2 separate regions of the Homo sapiens genome follow, and region 1 is linked to region 2. A link is an interaction called in ENCODE POLR2A ChIA-PET data of the cell type or tissue named here. Cell type or tissue: Panc1. All regions are shown on one strand. Each heading gives the region's core, and the rest is flanking DNA. Links, peaks and the distances in the headings are about the cores only.

Region 1 (3,257 bases), core at 290-2,789, 320 kb before region 2:
TGAATACTCCAAAGATTAACAATAGCTTTGCTTGAGTAGGGGGACACTGGGGTGAGGGGACTATGGGATGACTTTTCTTCTATTTTATTCTATTTCTCATTTCAAAAAACAAGAAGATTAACTCCAGTACATGAAAAGAATGCTACTTTTAAAGTAAAGTGATTCTTATTGGCAATAAACTTCCCCTCCCCTGCTTTTTAAATTTAGGTGCAGAATTTCACGTGTCACTGCTTTCGATTGCACAGCTATTTGACTTTGCCAAAGATCTACAAAAAGAGATTTATGATGAGTAAGTAAAGTTAGTAGAAAGGTGAATATATCTATTTCTGATCTTGAGATTAAGGGTTTGAGGTTGGATATTTAGTAGAAGAGAAAGAAGATACCACACTAAATCCCTGGAATAAAAGCTAATATTGGCCGGGTGCAGTGGCTCACACCTGTAATCCCAGCACTTTGGGAGACTGAGGTGGGTGGATCACCAGAGGTCAGGAGTTTGAGACCAGCTTGACCAACATGGTGAAACCCCGTCTCTACTAAAAATACAAAATTAGTTGGGCGTGGTAGTGCATGCCTGTAATCCCAGCTACTTGGGAGGCTGAGCCAGGAGACTCGCTTGAACCTGGGAGGCGGAGGTTGCAGTGAGCCAAGATCCCACAATTGCACTCCAGCCTGGGTGACAAGCAAAACTCCATCTCAAAAAAAAAAAAAAATTAATATCATATTACGTTAAAAAAAAATTTCCTGGCCCAGTGTAGTAGCTCACACTTTGGGATCCCAGTACTTTGGGAGGCCAAGGCAGGTGGATCCCTTGAGCTCAGGGGTTTGAGACCACCCTAGGCAACACGGTGAAACCCTGTCTCTACAAAAAATAAGCTAGGTGTGGTGGTGCATGCCTGTGGTCCTACCTACTCTGGAGGCTGAGGTGGGAAGATCACCTGAGTCTGGGAGGTTGAGGCTGGAGTGAACTGTGATCCTGCCACTCCACTCCTGTCTGGGTCACAGAGTGAGACCGTGTCTCAGAAAAAAAGTATCTTCCTGATTGAGTTCTTTGATTCACTTACTGGGGGAAATAGTTTATTCAATAAAAAAAAAAAATCTAGCCAGGCACGGTGGCTTAAGCCTGTAATCCCGGCACTTTGGGAGGCCGAGATGCATGGATCACCTGAGGTCGAGAGTTTGAGACCAGCCTGACCAACATGGAGAAACCACGTTTCTACTAAAAATACAAAATTAGTCGGGCGTGGTGGCGCATACCTGTAATCCCAGCTACTCGGGAGGCTGAGGCAGGAGAATCACTTGAAGCCGGGAGGTGGAGGTTGCAGTGAGCCAAGATTGTGCCATTGCACTCCAGCCTGGGAAACAAGAGCAAAATTCCATCTCAAAAAAAAAAAAAAAATCTAAAGCTTATATAAAATTCTAAATTCTATTTTCCTGGCATTTATCCATAAAATGAGAGTTATACTCATATGTTTATAGTTGAGTGCTGGTAATTTTATTCTTTTTATTTCTTTATTATATTTTTATTTATTTATGTTTTTAATTATAGAGATGAGGTCTCACTATGTTGCCCAGGTTGATCTTGAATTCCTGAGCTCAAGTGATCCTCCTGCCTTAGCCTCCCAAAGTGCAAGGATTACAGGTGTGAGCCATTACACCTGGCTGGTAATTTTATTCTTTAATGTCTGATTATATGGTTTAACAATTATTTGTAAGCTTCGGCAACATGGCGAGACCTGTTTTTACAAAAAATAACAATAAAATTAGTTGGGTATGGTGACATGTGCCTGTAGTCCCAGCTACTTGCGGGGCTGAGGTGGGAGGATCCCTTGAGCCTGTGAGGTTGAGGCTGCCGTGAGCTGTTATTGCATCACTGCACCCCAGCCTGGGTGACAGAGTGAGACCCTGTCTCAAAAAAAGAAAAAAAAAATATTTTTAGCCTACCTTGTGGGTACTTCCGTTTTTTGGTAACACCTCTTCCTTTGACAGGAGGGGAAATGGAACTTGAATCAATCTGTTGTTTGGATATCTTCAGGGTTTTGAGAGAGGAGTAGGTTGTGCTTTTTCTCTATTATTTAGAAAATGAAGAACCCTGGGCTGGGTGTGGTGGCTTACGCCTGTAATCTCAGCACTTCGGGAGGCCGAGGTGGGCGGATCACTTGAGGTCAAGAGATTGAGATCATCCTGGCCAACATGGTGAAACCCCGTCTCTACTAAAAATAGAAAAATCAGCTTGGTGTGATGGCATGCACCTGTAATCCCAGCTACTCAGGAGGCTGAGGCAGGAGAATCGCTTGAACCTGGAAGGTGGAGGTTGCAGTGAGCTGAGATCGTCCCACTGCACTCCATCCTGGTGACAGAGAAGACTCTGTCTCCAAAAAAAAAAAACAGATGCAGTGGCTCATGCCTGTAATCCCAGCACTTGGGAAGGCCGAGGCGGGCGGATCACCTGAGGTCAGGAGTTTGAGACCAGTCTGGCCAACATGGTGAAACCCCGCCTCTACTAAAAATACAAAAATTAGCTGGGTGTGGTGTCACATGCCTGTAATCCCAGGTACTCCGGAGGCTGAGGCAGGAGAATCGCTTGAACCCAGGAGGCGGAGGTTATAGTGAGTTGAGATCGTGCCACTGCACTTCAGCTTGGGCAACAAGAGAGAAACTCTGTCTTAAAACACACACACAAACACACACACACACACAAACGAAAATGAAGAGCTCAGCTATAATAAAGTTCTTTAGGCTGGGCACAGGGGCTGTAATCCCAACACTTTGGGATGGACTATTGCTTGAGCACCCAGGAGTTGGAGACCATCCTGGGCAACATGGCAAAACTCTGTACAATAAAACTACCAAAATTAGCTGGGTATGGTGGCATGCACTTGTAGTACCAGCTACATGGGAGGCTGAGGTGGGAGGATCACCTGAGCCTGGGAGGTGGAGGCTGCAGTGAGCCATGATGGCACCACTGCACTCCAGCCTGGGTGACAGACCCTATCTCAAAAACAAAAAAAAGTTCTTCAGGTCTCTTGGAGTCTTGTGTTGTCACAGATAACTGCTGATTTGACTTTGAGAGCTAACTTGAAAGTTAACATTTGTGAATGATACCTGAAATATTCTGAAACTCAATAAATGTGGGACAGCTCTGGCCAGGTGCAGTGGCTCACACTGTAATCCCACCCAGCACTTTGGGAGCCCAAGGCAGGAGGATCACTTGAGGTCAAGAGTTTGAGACCAGTCTGGCCAACATGGTGAAAACTCAT
Region 2 (7,823 bases), core at 2,853-5,352:
CAAACAGATAAACCACGTCCTATAAAATACAGTTTTTCTGCATTAGAGGATATCTGAAAATATATTTTGGTGATAACTCCCACCAGATGTTTGGGAAGTAAACGGATTTTCCCCCTTTCTAATGCAACAAAATTTTAGCATTCTGAAATGTCATACCCTCTATCTCTATTTCTTAATAGAGTAACTCTTACAAATGACTACCAGAAATTTCCTCATTGCCAGAGATTTCTAAACCCCAAATTGGGAAAGAGGTTCTTGATTCCACTGGCGATTTCGACCTCTCCTGGGCACAGGGCAGATTTCTGGGACACATCTGACTCCATGATTGGGAAATGCTTTTGGCCTGCCTGACAACATGGTCTTGGGGTAAGAAGGCAAGAGGGTGGCTGGTGGGAGGGGGTGTGCCTGTGACAGCGACCTGGGCAGGGCATCCCTCTCATGCCTGGAAGAACTGTCCGGTCAATGTCGCAGGCCCAGCACACCTTCCCAACGAGCTGAAAGCTGCCCGCAAGCTCCAGGGCTATATGTAGTCAGGGCTGACTGCCCCTCACAGGGAGGCAATGAGGAGGAGGCCGAGAACTGCCACCTGCACACACCAGCATCTGCAGCCCTGCCACCCCGGTGGAGACCCCAGTGGGCTGACCACAACTCTTTGTGGAAAGGATGCAAGCATCCTCTGGGGGCATTTTCTCTGGCCCTTGGCTGGACACGTGCTATCCGTCTGACAAATATCGACCATGCTGGGCACGCGTGGCCTGGGCCGACACAGGACTGCAGAGGGCAGGCACCAGGGGCTGCCGCTGCCACTGGCCTGTCAAGTTAGTTTCACTTTCTGGTTTTTCCCCCTGGGTCACTTCTCACTCTGAAGGGAGAAAATGTTCTTTAGATGACAAGAGAGAAAATCTTTAGAAGTGTTCCTTGTCATTTTCTTTTTTTCTGAGGACACTGTTTTTCTCTGAAGACCGGGTAACAGGCTTTACGCCATGGGGCTGAGAACACAATACCCCAGAGCCTGGCGCTTTGGTACACTGAGCACTTTGAACTAAAGGAGAAAGCAAGTTCTCTCTGACCTTCTTCCACCCTTCTGTCTCTTGCCCCTCTTTCTCCCCAGCAGCCAGGCACAGAAACCAGAATTCCTCTTCCCCAAGGTGGGTCATAGGAAGTAGAACTCCTCTCCCCCAAAGCAAGACATAGTATCTACAAAGGTCACTCTCTCCCTTCTCACCCCTCATCCCAAAGGGGTCCTGCCCCATACGCCCCAGACATGCTGCACAGTGAGGCCAAAAAGCATCTGAATAGACAGGCCTTGCTGGGTGGTCCCCTCTGTCTATTACATTAGGTCGTACCCTTTTTGTCCTATCACATTCCTAGATGGTTGTCCCTTCTTCCTCCAATCTAAGCATAAAAATAGTTTTCCCTGGTTCTCTGGGTCTTACTTCTGAAGGCTCTCATGTCATGTAAAACACTGATTAAATAAATTTGTCAAACTTTTCTCCTGTTAACCTGTCTTTGTTACAGAAATGTCAGCCGTGACCCTTACGGGGAGGAAAGGGATTGCACCTTTCTGCCCCTACAACCCCAGCTACACAACTTCAGTCCCCTGGGCTGCTTAGCTCTAATATGATTACACATCTAAATGCAATACATGGAGCAAAGTGGTATGATTTTTCTGGGAAAAACCAACATCATAAAAGGGTCTTTATTGAATCAAAGGGCTCATGAACTGTTCTCTTGCCTAATTATGGCTCCCAAGTGAACAAGGCTGGGTTTCCAGGCAGGACTCGGCACAATTCTCCAGCCCAAAGACCAATGGGCTATTTGTCACAACTTGTCTAATTACAACGAAATCTACCCCAAGGACGAAAGGGAGAATGCCAAGATAGGTTGGCAGCAGCCCCCTCCCCGCTCCGGCTCTGGAAGCAGGGAGCTGGTCCTCAGGCCTCTCTGTATGGCAAGGAGCTGCCCCCTGCTCCTTCCCCACCCCTTACACTCAAAGTCAGGATCCTGGACCCTGCCCCTTCCCGCAGTTTAGTTTAAGTGGTTTTCCAGCATCCCAGTACTGCCCCCGTAACCTCATCTCTATAGAGAAGGCCCATTGTCGAAATGTGGTATTTTGGCAGATGTTTGAACATTCAGAGATTTGGCCGAGGTTAGCGTGCACCCAGGCCTGAGCAAAGATAAACGTTTGCCATCACCAGACACAGAAGGAGGAGAGAGGGTGTACGCCTCGGGCCAGAGGAGGGTTCACCCTCCACACCAACCAGACCAACCAGCTGGAGCAAGCAGTCTAGTTGACTTTTCCCAGATACACAGTGGTCTGGCTGGGCAAGTTGAAGACTAACATTTTGCTTGTACTTCAGTATCTGTTTAATCGCCCTCGAAGTTTCAAAAGCAAAGACACTTTTCAAGAGAGACAGGGTCTTCCTCTATTGCCCAGGCTGGAGTGCAGTGACCCAGTCAATCACAGCTCATCGTAACCTTGAACTCCTGGGCTCAAGCGATCTTCCCACCTCAGCCTCCTGAGTAGCTGGGACTACAGGCACACACCACCATGCCTGACTAATTTTTCCTTTTACTTTTTCAGAGGCAGGGTCTTACTATGTTGCCCAGGCTGGAGTACAGTGGTGTGACCATAGCTCACTACAGCCTCAAACTCCTGGCTCAAGCAATCCTGTCTCGCCCCTGCCTCCAGAGTAGCTGAAACTACAGGTGTAAGCCACCACACCCAGCTAATTTATTTTTTATTTTTGTAGAGATGAGATTTTGTTATGTTGGCCAGGCTGGTCTGAACTCCTGGCCTCAGCTGATCCTCCCACTTCAGCCTCCTAATGTGTTGGGATTATAGTCGCGAGCCACTGAACCCAGCCTTTCTCTTTTTTAAGATATGGCCCCCTCCCCACCCTTCTCATGTTAAGCCCACAAAAGCAAGCTTGACAAGAAGGAATTCAGCAGAAACTCATCCTGACTCTCCCACTAACCTCTCCCCTCAGATAGGCTTAAGTGGCGGCCGCATGAACCCAACCCCCGGAAAAGGCTGTGACTCCTGGCCCCCCACCTCCACCCTACGCCCCTCCCAAGTGGTAGACATGTCTCACTGAAGAGGCAGGACCCACACAAACTCACCCCCACACCCCACCAGCAAGGATTTGCTTTTCTTCCAGTGTTTTCTCCCCAGATACTAAGCCAGCAAGCAGGCACACCAGCCTCAGCTGGTCCTTCTTTGACCTCATTGTCCCATGGACCCTGGGATGAATATGGTGTCACCCGGGAAGAACTACCATGTACCACCCCCGACCATGCGCCTGGTGTTTCACACAGACATTCTTGTTCAGTCCTTATAATGCCCTGAGAAGTAGGCACGTATTATCACAGACAGGGAAATTGAGTCTTGGGAAGACGCCCCAGGCCCGACACAGCTAGTCTACAGGAAAGCCAGGTTTCTGATGCCAAAGCCCACGCCCTTTCCCTGTCTTAAGCAGAGAAGCATTTTCTGTTTTCAACCAGCCTGCTGGAAAGCCAGGTGCTACCAGCTAGTAAGCAGCAAGACAACCGAATTCTTTTCAGGAGGGTGGGAGACATGGGCGAAAAAGAGGGTTTGTTTTACAATGGACAAGGAGGGAAAAGAGAGTTATTTCTTAAATATTTGCTTGGGAGACCAGAATTTAAGCCTCAGTCACCAAGAAGGAAAAGCCAGTGTTTTCACTTGAACCCCACATCCCCCAGGGCAGAAATCCAGTGAGAGGAAGCGAGTTTCATGAGAATGAACCACAAAGTCTTCATAGGCCGATCCAAATTTCCCAGCTGCAATCTCTGAATCCCTCCCCCAGCCCTCCCATCCTCCAAACCACAGCCCCAGGCTCCACCCCGTGCCTTCCTCAGCTCCTCCTCCTTAGGATCTTAGAAGAATGCCAAGGGGGGTCTGGTGTATTCAGTTCAGTCACCCACTTGACAGAGAAGGGGGCTCTCAGGCTGCAGTGATGAGCTCAGAGGAAAATCAGGCAGCGGGACTTTCCGCATGGCACCTCCCTGCCCGGTTCTCCTGGGCAGCAAATGCAAGGGGTCTGGCTATGGGGTGATTTCAAAATTCCTCAGACCGTGCCAAAGGGAGGAGGGAGGAAGTATCCACAGTGGGTAAGATGTCACCTGCTCTGGGTCCTGTAAGCCCTGCCCCCTGCCCAGAGCCAGTGAGGCCTGCTGAAGGCTCTTGGGTGCTGAAAAGATTATGGTCTATCCCTACCTCCAGTCCAAAATTCTAAAGAAAAACACCACTGAGCCATAAAAAAGTCTAAGTCCCAAGAAATTCTGATTTTCACCCCCAAAATGATTACTCTGCAGCATTTTTTGGAATATCAAATTATTTTCTCCTCCCCCGCACCCCCATTCCATTTTGTCCCCTGCTTGCCTGGTCCCACTAGAGGATGTTTAGTTTGCCCACAGCATGAGTGAGGGAGCAAGCCTTGAGCAGCTGTGGCAATTCAAATGTCTTTCCTGGGACCTTTTCTGAAACGTGCTCAGTGTCAGGACCGGACGAGTCTTTGGGCCTTTAGGAGTGATGCACTGCTGAGCAGATGTACAAGGCGGCCACATCTGCTACCCAGGGTTCCTTTAAGGACTCAGTGCCAGCGAATCCAGGCCCAGCCACCTCCTGTTCTACAGCCCCAGCTTGCTGGCTTCCGACCTGGGAGGCTGCACCTGGAAGCCTGGGGGTCCTGCTCCTATGGTACCGAGGCAAGCTGGGAGATTCTGGGAGGGTCTCTTCCCCTGAGTCTCGACTTCAACCATACAATGAGGACTTACAATACCATTAATCTGCTCTCAGAGCTGGGGCAAAAATCAGAGCAGGCAGCGAGGGACCGTGCCCATCTTACTAACGGATACCCCAGCCTCTGCCTGGCCCAGTCCCTGGCACATAGTTGTTAGACCACAGAAACTGAGAGGATTGAGACCCATATAGGGGATGGGAATCCCAGACAGTATCCCCATCTGATGGTTACGATACCCCTGTTCCCAGTGGATTAAGTAACTTGCCCAAGGCCACATGCTCCCAAGCGATGGAGTTAGTCCTCGAACCTACCAGACCCACAAGCCCGAGTCTCAATCACTCTGCACCGGTCTCAACCAACATGTATATACACGCAGATTCAAAATAAGAGAGCTGGATTGTATGAAAGGAGAGAAGGTTAGCACTCCCCTTGACAAGGATGGAAGAGGCCCTTGGGCCTGACGACACGCATATAGTTAAGGTACTGCCACCTACATCGTGGCATCTAAACATCATTTTTTTAATTTAAAATAATAATTTAAGGCAGGGCGTGGTATTTCACACCTATAATCACAATACTTTGGGAGGCCAAGGTTGGGGGATCACTTGAGGCCAAGAGTTCAAGACCAGCCTGGCAACATGTTAAAACCCCATCTCTACTAAAAATACAAAAAATTAGCTGGGCATGGTGGTACACGCCTGTAATCCCACTGAGGCAGGAGAATCACTTGAACCCAAGAGGCAGAGGTTTCAGTGAGCAGAGACCATACCACTGCACTCCACCTGGATGACAGAGTGAGAATCTGTCTCAAAAAAAAAAAAAAAAAGAAAGAAAGAAAAAAGAAAAAAAAAAAGAAAGAAAGAAAAAAGAAAAAAAAAAGAAAAATAAACAAGCCGAGCACAGTGGCTCACACCTGTAATCCTAGCACTTTGGGAGGCTGAGGCAGGCAGATCATTTGAGGTCAGGAGTTCGAGACCAGCCTGGCCAACATGGTGAAACCCCATCTCTATTAAAAATACAAAAGTTAGCCGGCTGTGGTGGTAGGCACCTGTAATCACAGCTACTCGGGAGGCTGAGGCAGGAGAATCGCTTGAACATGGGAGGTGGAGACTGCAGTGAGCTGAGATCGTGCCACTGCACTCCAACATGGGCAATAGAGTGAGAATCTGTCCCAGAAAAAAAAAAGAAAGAAAAGAAAAAGAAATAAAATAATAATTTGAAAATCTTTATTAAAAAAAAAAGAGCCAGGGGACAAAGACTACCAGTCGGAGATCTACTGGTTTGTGCCAGACACCCTGACATACATCTTTCGTAAGCTTCGCCACACACTTACAAGGTAGGTATCATAACCCTCATCCCGCAAGAGAAGAAACTGGGGCACAGAGAAGTCACTGGGCCAAAGCCATGCAGCTGGTGAGCCGCAGTTGGAACCCAAGCACATCTGGACGCAAAGTGCGCCTCCATGGCCTTCACACTGGGCTGCTTCAAGAAAAAAACCCTTCACGGAAACCAAAATGATCCCTTGCTTCTGAGACAACTCTCTTTCAGGGACTTATCACAGATTAGGAGTGCTGTTCTTTTGTGTAAAAAGAACTGAGACTGGCCAAATATTTACCAGCCCGCGCAGAGGGCTGTAGACTGGCCCAGCAGCGGAATTAACTCCTCCTGCAGTATCAAGGGCCAAGCTGTTGCTAGACAAAGTGGAGGAGAGAATCCTCACCATTCAGACAGCTCAGCTTTGGGCAAAGAGGAACCAAAGGAAACCCAGGGAAGCAGCCAGGGGCTCGGCAGGGATGGCCACCAACAAAACCCCGGAGGGATTTCTTCTGAGGTTCAGAACTTCCAGAGTTGCTAGGAGTGAAGATGAGAGGACTGGCTTCTCCCAATACTTCCTTTGTCATTCCGATCCTGCTGGACAAAAACTGATCTTCAATCTTTCATAGGTTGGGATTTTTCTTTTTCAAAAAAAAAAAAAAAAAGCCAAAAAGGCAAGGTTAATTATTCACCAGTCTGCAATTTACCTAAGAGTTGAGGGAATGCAAGTTTCTTCCCAGTAGGCAGGACAGGGAGTCCAGCTGGATTTTTAGGAGTCTTCCGTCAGTCTCCCTGCAGGTCTCGCTAAAACCCTCCCCCTCCTACCAGCTTTCTACCTTGCATTTAGCTGCTTCCTGAAGAAGGCTCCAGGGTAAATCAGTCTATGTTCAAGCTACTTCCCCTTGAAACCTTGAGGTACCCATCTTTGAAAGAGGGACTGGGGGTGGGGGTAGGAGCCAGGAAGGAGGCCTCTGCTCCAGGAAACTATGAATTCAAGAGAGAGCAAAATCAAAAAGCTCTCCACTACAACACAATTCCTCAATACAACGGCTTACACGGAAGCATAAATCAGTTGCAGGAGGCCAGGCTAGCCCAGCCTACTGCATAGCTGATTCAATCACATTTTGCAAAGGAAAAAAACCCAAGAAGGAAAAACCTAATCACTCACTTCCCCCAAAGAAACGAAGCACCAAGTCATTTCCTAAAAATCTCTAAAGCCCTGGCCAGACCCAGAAAGAATGGGGCACAGCCTGAGGGAAACTGCCGGGGGCACCACAGTGCTCCTCAGGCCTCATTCCCAGCCCTGTGAGTCCACCTTCCCCAGCCGGTCCCCTCCAGGGTGGGTGCAGGGCAGCCAGCCAGGCCTGCTTTTCGGCATCTCATTGCTCCAGCCCACTTCTGGGATGTTTTATGACCACGCAATATTCTGGAGATTTCCACTTCATTTACTTTTAGACACTGATCCCCAGGGCTGGGAGAGGCATTGGTTCAAAGGGAGAACTTTGTTTTCCCAAGCTGATTCAGCGCTCCAAAGAGCATTTTTCTTAATTAGGGGCGAGGTCTCCAGTTGAAGCTCCCATCAGTTCCACTCCTAGACAATTTTGTCTCCAAACTAAGAATTTGTCAAGATGTTCAGAAATCTACCCCATGGCCAAACTCTTTTCTCCCATAATTCTGACATCTGCATGTTCCACTGGGTAAGCCTCCAGGACAAAGCTAACATGGACAAAAGTCAGGCCAACTGCA

The links. ChIA-PET counts read pairs that join two places held together with the same protein. Peaks named below come from ENCODE experiments on the same cell type or tissue, not always from the same donor. Only the 100,000 strongest peaks of a DNase experiment are listed, where the experiment ranks them.
Region 1: POLR2A ChIA-PET joins it to region 2 with 10 read pairs; 5 of 35 experiments call an interaction of 5 or more read pairs at or near these places.

Annotation. Positions count from the first base shown.
Region 1 is chr17:31,881,456-31,884,712 of GRCh38, reverse strand. UTP6 (UTP6 small subunit processome component) reads left to right here. Exons shown (of 19, transcript NM_018428.3): 10 at 208-289. Among named protein-coding and RNA genes, the nearest start is that of UTP6, 19 kb to the left of the region's middle. In Panc1, for the core only: no CTCF peak of the experiment used is centred there; no DNase peak of the experiment used is centred there.
Region 2 is chr17:31,561,229-31,569,051 of GRCh38, reverse strand. It overlaps the pseudogene RNU6ATAC7P. Among named protein-coding and RNA genes, the nearest start is that of MIR193A, 5.1 kb to the right of the region's middle. RefSeq lists an enhancer at 653-1,153. In Panc1, for the core only: no CTCF peak of the experiment used is centred there; no DNase peak of the experiment used is centred there; H3K4me3 peaks cover 522 bases; H3K27ac peaks cover 2,091 bases.